Linked DNA regions of Homo sapiens: region 2 is linked to region 1. A link is a loop called in an ENCODE intact Hi-C map of the cell type or tissue named here. Cell type or tissue: heart left ventricle. All regions are shown on one strand. Each heading gives the region's core, and the rest is flanking DNA. Links, peaks and the distances in the headings are about the cores only.

What was found. Peaks named below come from ENCODE experiments on the same cell type or tissue, not always from the same donor. Only the 100,000 strongest peaks of a DNase experiment are listed, where the experiment ranks them.
Region 2: a loop joins it to region 1, with 2.2 times the contacts of the local background. A loop is called at or near these places in 20 of 110 quality-filtered maps.

The regions. Positions count from the first base shown.
Region 1 is chr22:40,035,385-40,038,294 of GRCh38, forward strand. It overlaps FAM83F (family with sequence similarity 83 member F), which reads left to right. Exons shown (of 5, transcript NM_138435.4): 5 at 1-2,910. Among named protein-coding and RNA genes, the nearest start is that of TNRC6B-DT, 7.7 kb to the right of the region's middle. In heart left ventricle, for the core only: a CTCF peak has its summit at 1,437 (motif pointing left); a DNase peak (open chromatin) is centred at 1,439.
Region 2 is chr22:40,288,472-40,291,381 of GRCh38, forward strand. The region is part of intron 12 of TNRC6B (trinucleotide repeat containing adaptor 6B); the gene reads left to right. Among named protein-coding and RNA genes, the nearest start is that of ADSL, 57 kb to the right of the region's middle. In heart left ventricle, for the core only: no CTCF peak of the experiment used is centred there; a DNase peak (open chromatin) is centred at 1,590.

The DNA.
Region 1 (2,910 bases), core at 285-2,784:
AACCATGCGTCATGATTCTTATTTCCTGCTCGCAGCTTTGACTCTCTGCCTCATCTCTTCCTGGAAGTGTCTTGGAAGTTAGGCGACTGCACAGGGAAAGGTTCGCTGCAGTGCTTGCAGGCCTGCACCCATTTATTCATCCGGTGGATATTTGCTGGGTGCCCGGCCTGGGGATCCATGGTGAGCGAGGAAGGCATGGTATTGAAGTGGTATGCCTGCATGACCTTGGCGGGGGCGCATGGCATAGAGAGGACAGGCTTCAGAACAGGCAGGCAAGGGCTGAAATCCTATCTCTGCCACCGAACAGCTAATGACCCCAGCAAGCAATTTCACATCCCCGAACTTTCCTGTTTCCTCATGTGTCAAATGGGGATGATCTCGAGACGACTCTCCAGAGTAACCACGTGAAGCACCTAGCACAGGGGCTGACGCAAACAGCTGGGCATCGGAGGAGCCTCCAGGGTTGTGACCTCCAGTGGCTTATTTTCCTTTTGGGATCTTCTCTCCTAGATCCTCCCCTTTAATTCCCTGTGAAATTTACCACTTTCATATTGAATCGTTGGCACACAGGGCTAACTGCTTGTTCACCTGAAGGAAGCTACAGAGTTCAGGTTTCTTTTTTCTTTCTTTCTTTCTTTTTTGCTTTTTTAAGATGATCTTGCTCCGTCACCCAGGCTGGAGTGCAGTGGCGTAATCATGGCTTCCTGCAGCCTCAAACTCCTGGGCTCAATGAGTTCCTTGAGATCTTCCATCCTCAGCTTCCCAAGTAGCTAGTAGTAGTAGTGGCTTGCACCAACGCTCCTGCCCTAATTTTCAATATTTTTTTGTAGAGATAGGATCTCACTGTGTTACCCAAGCTAGACTTGAACTCCTGGCCTCAAGCGATCCTTCCGCCTTGGCCTCCCAAAGTGTTGGGATTACAGGCATTAGCTACCACACCTGGCCAAGGCCCAGGTTTCGACAGAAAGGGAGAGAAAACCTGCCAGAGATGCCATTTCGGAGCCACTCTGCTTGGCAGGGACCTGTGTTCCCCTCATGCAGGTTCATCCTTAGAGGGCTGCGGTCTTATCTGGTTGTGCAAAAGTCCCACAACCTTTCTGGATTGATAGTTTGTGGTGAAATAAACAATTTTAGTTTGTTTGGAGAATCTTTTGTATACAAAATACAAATAAAACCTAAATCAAAGAAACAGAGCATGTCCGGAGAAGTCTGCCAACCCTTCTCCAGGCCATGGGGCTTCCCAAGCCAGGCCTGTACTCCTCATGTAGATTCCACACCCCGCCTTGATGTCTTTGGCTTTCACACTAGTGACTATAGCCTGGTGGGACGGGGTCTAGGGGCCACAGTCCTGGTCCTGCGCAGGTGGCCCTGGAGAGAAGCCTTGGAGAACTTGGAGAAGCCCACGCGGCTGGCAGCATCATGGTGAGAGGCTGACACCTTGTGGCTGGCTGGCAGCATACGTCCTTCCTCCCCTAGGTCAGCTAGACGGCCAAAGCAGGGATCTGCAAGCTCCTTCTGTGGCGGGCCAAAAAGTGAACATTCAGTGTGTCTGTTGCAGCTACTGTCATAGCACTGAGGCACCCCTAGACAGTACAGAAACAAGCAGGTGTGGCCATGTTCCAGTGAAACCTTATGAATACTGAAATCTGAATCCATAATTTTCATGTATCACAAAGTAGTAATATTCTTTTAATATGCAAAAACCGGCCAGGTGCGGTGGCTCATGCCTGTGACCTCAGCACTTTGGGAGGCCGAGGTGGGTGGATCACCTGAGGTCAGGAGTTCGAAACCAGCCTGGCCAACGTGGTGAAACCCTGTCTCTATTAAAAATACAAAAATTAGCCTGGTGTGGTGGCACATGCCTGTAATCCCAGCTACTCGGGAGGCTGAGGCGTAGGAATTGCTTAAACCTGGGAGGCGGAGGTTGCAGTGAGCTGAGATCATGCCACTGCACTTCAGCCTGGGCAACAGAGCTAGACTCCATCTCAAAAACAAACAAACAAAAAAACAAAAGCAAAAACCAGTCTTAGCTCACAGGCTGTGCCAAAACAGGCAGTGGGCTGGATTTGGTCCTCAAGCCTGGGCTTGCTGACCTCTGGCCTAGGACACCTCTCCTTTATGCCTCCGCTCCCAACACGGACTCTCAACTCTCATGTTTACCTTGTCATTGTTCTGTCAAGAGGAATTCACTAGTCTCACTCCTCCAACCAGACCGCTGCCACTAAGGCTTCTTCTGAACAGAAATTCTGGATTTGTTCTCACCCATTTCATAAATGTACATAAGCACCCATCAGGTGCCAAGCCCTGTGCTGAGATGCCTGCAGAGCCCAGAGTTTTCACCAACTTTTTTTTTAAGAGATGGGGGTCTCTGTTGCCAGGTTGGAGTGCAATGACATAATCATAACTCACCGCAACCTCAAACTCCTAGGTTCAGGTGATCCTCCCGCCTCAGCCTCCCAAGTAGCTGGGACTACAGGCATGCACCACCCTGCCCAGCTAATTAAAAAAAAAACTTTAGGGATGGGGTCTTGCTATGTTGTCTAGGCTGGTCTCTAACTCCTGGGCTCAAGTGATCCTCCCACCTCAGCCTCCCAAGTAGCTGGGCTTACAGATGTGAGCCACTGCACCTGCTCAACATTTAATTTTTTCATTCATTCATTCGTTCATTCATTTGTTCAAACGAACTTATTGAGAACTTACTGTGTTCCAGGCACTGTGATAAGATAGACCTGGCCTTTACCTTCAAATGTTCAGAACATGGTTAGGAAGATGGATACTGGGAGGCAAGTGTTCTGATGGGAAAGCACAGCATGTAAAGAAGCCCAGAGGAGGCACTTAACCTGGGGGAGAAGAACAGGGTAGGCTTCCTGGAGGAGGAGGTAATCTCTGAGCCGATACCTGAGGAGTGAA
Region 2 (2,910 bases), core at 220-2,719, 250 kb after region 1:
AGGCAGGCAGATTGCTTCAGCCCAGGAGTTTGAGACCAGCCTGGACCACATAGTAAAACCCCATCTCTACAAATTTTTTTTTTTTTTTTGAGTTGGAGTCTCACTCTGTTGCCCAGGCTGGAGTGCAGTGGCACAATCTCTGCTCACTGCAACCTCCGCCTCCCAAGTTCAAGTGATTCTCCTGCCTCAGCCTCCCGAGTAGCTGGGACTACAGGAGTGTGCCACTATGCCTGGCTAATTTTTGTATTTTTAGTAGAGACGGCATTTCACTATGTTGGCCAGGCTGGTCTCGAACTCCTGACCTCCTGATCCACCCGCCCTGGCCTCCCAAAATGCTGGGATTACAGGCGTGAGCCACTGTGCCCAGCTTTTTTTTTTTTTTTTTTTTGAGGCAGAGTCTCTCTCTCACTCAGCTCACTGCAACCTCCACCTCCTGGGTTCAAGTGATTCTTGTGCCTCAGCCTCCTGAGTAGCTAGGATTACAAGCATGCGCCACCACGCCTGGCTAATTTTTGTATTTTTAGTAGAGATGGGGTTTCACCATGTTGGCCAAGCTGGTCTGGGACTCTTGACCTCAAGTGATCCACCCCACCTTGACCTCCCAAAGTGCTGGGATTACAGGCGTGAGCCACCGCGCCCAGCCTACAAAAAATTTTTTTTAATGATCCAGGCATGGTGGTGTGTACCTTTAGTCCCAGCTGCTCAGGAGGCTGAGGTGGGAGGATAGATTGAGTCTGGGAGGCGAGGCTGCAGTGAACCACGATCAAGCCACTGCACTCCAGCCTGGGCAACAGAGCAAGACCCCGTCTCAAAAAAGAAAAAAAGAGGAAGGGAGGGAGGGAACAAACAAACACTGGAAGTAATATAGAGGACATGTTTGAATGGCAGGAGTACTAGAGCAAAAGAGTGCAGTTGCAGGACTAGTACAGGAGTCTAGGTAAGGCAGCGACAGTGGGAATTAACCTTCTTGTGGAAGTCACCTCTGATCTTTTCCTTGCATAATATGATGATCTGTTCTCTAGTCTCTTCTTACTCAGTGTATCAGCAGCATTTGACAGAGTTCCCCTCCTTTCTGAAGCACTTCCTGTGTTTGGCTTTTGGACACCTACTACACTGGTTCTCCATCTGCCTCTCCTTCTCCATCTCCTTTACGAGTTCCTCCTCAAGTTCTCAATACATATTCAGCAGAATGTCCCAGATCTCAACCTTCGAACCTCTCCTCACCATCTGTAGTCAGTGCCAGGTGATCTTACCAAGTGGAATGACTTTAAGCACTGAATTCCAAAATTGTGTCTTCAGCCCACATCATTTTTCCTCAACTCCACAGACTACTCATAGGTTGCCTTACAGGTTAACATGTTCAAAACACAGCTTCTGATCTCACCCCACACTGCCCTCAAAAACATCCCCTTAACTCCCAGCAAATGGCACTCTCATCCTATAGGAGTTCAGGCCAAAAACCTTGGAGCTCGTGACCATGTTCATTGCATCAGTAAGACTGCCCTTCAAACCTTTATCCAAAAGCGGATCCTTTTTTACCACTTTCAACAGCACAGGCCCTGGCCAAGCCACCGCCGTTTCTGTCTAGGTTATTGCAGTGACTTCCTGCCTGTTCCCCACCCTGCCTCGGCTCAACATTTGCCTGTCTCACGTCTGAGTCAGACTGATTCTCTGACACCGCACTGTCCAGTGTGATAGCCGTCAGCCACATCAGCCCTTGAAATGTGGCCGCTGGACTGGAAGCACTGAATTTTAAATTTTATTTTAATTAACTTAAATAGCCACGTCTGGTTCATAGTCACTGTGCAGACAGCACAGACGTAGAACGTGTCGGCGTTGCAGGAAGTTCTGCACAGCACTGTGCTAAAACAAAAGGCAGGTTGTGTTACTCTTTCAGCGGGAATCCCCTCGTGGCTGGTTCTCTCGCTGAGAATGCAAGGCAAAAGCAAAGTCTTTACTCTGGTCTTTGAGGTTCCTGGTGATCCCACCTCCCCACAAGTACAGGTCACTGTCCCATACCTTCATGCTGCTCCAGCCAAGTGGCCCCCACACACCAAGCATACGCTTAGAACATCCTTCCCAGATGGCAGCATGGCTCAGTCTTTATCTCCTTCAGCTCTCTGCTTCTCTGCCACCTTCCCTAGGAGCTTTCTCAGGGCAGCTACGTACAGTGTGCAGCCTGCCCTGTCACTCCCCCACCCCCCGACCCGCTTGCTCCTTGTCTTTTCTCCCTCTCTGCCCCGCGCCTAGGAGTATAATAAGCTTCACAGTGGCAGGGTCTGGGCCTGCTGTGTTCACTGCTGGAGCCTGAGCAGGGCATGTATTTTGAGCTCGGTGACTATATATCAAGTCATGGGAAGATGCATATCAGAGTGATTTCAAAAGTGGAATTGTTGGGAAAGTTGCAGTTAACTTTGTGTGAGAGACTTGGGTACTACAGATCTCTTTATGACCAAAGTGTCTGCTCTACCCAAAAAAGAAAATTACTTGTGTTCCCTCCATTTTTGAATTTTGTTTTATTTATTTAATGCATACTGGGAGCAGAATATTAAATATTGGATTATTCTGTCTTTTCCCAACATTTCTGTATTTCTAAAAAATGAAGCAGTTGGGTAACTCTGAAGAAAGAAAAGGCCAGGCACGGTGGTTTACTCCTATAATCCCAGCACTTTGGGAGACCAAGATGGGCAGATTGCTTGAGCCCAGGAGTTCAAGACCAGCCTGGGCAATATGGCAAAACCTGTCTCTAACAGAAATACAAAAAATTAGCCGGGCATGGTGGTGCATGCTGTAGTCCCAGCTACTTGGGAGGCTGAGGTGAGAGGATGACCTGAGCCCAGGAGGTTGAGGCTGCAGTGAGCCATGGTGACACCGCTGCAATCCAGCCTGGGTGACAGTGATATCCTGTCT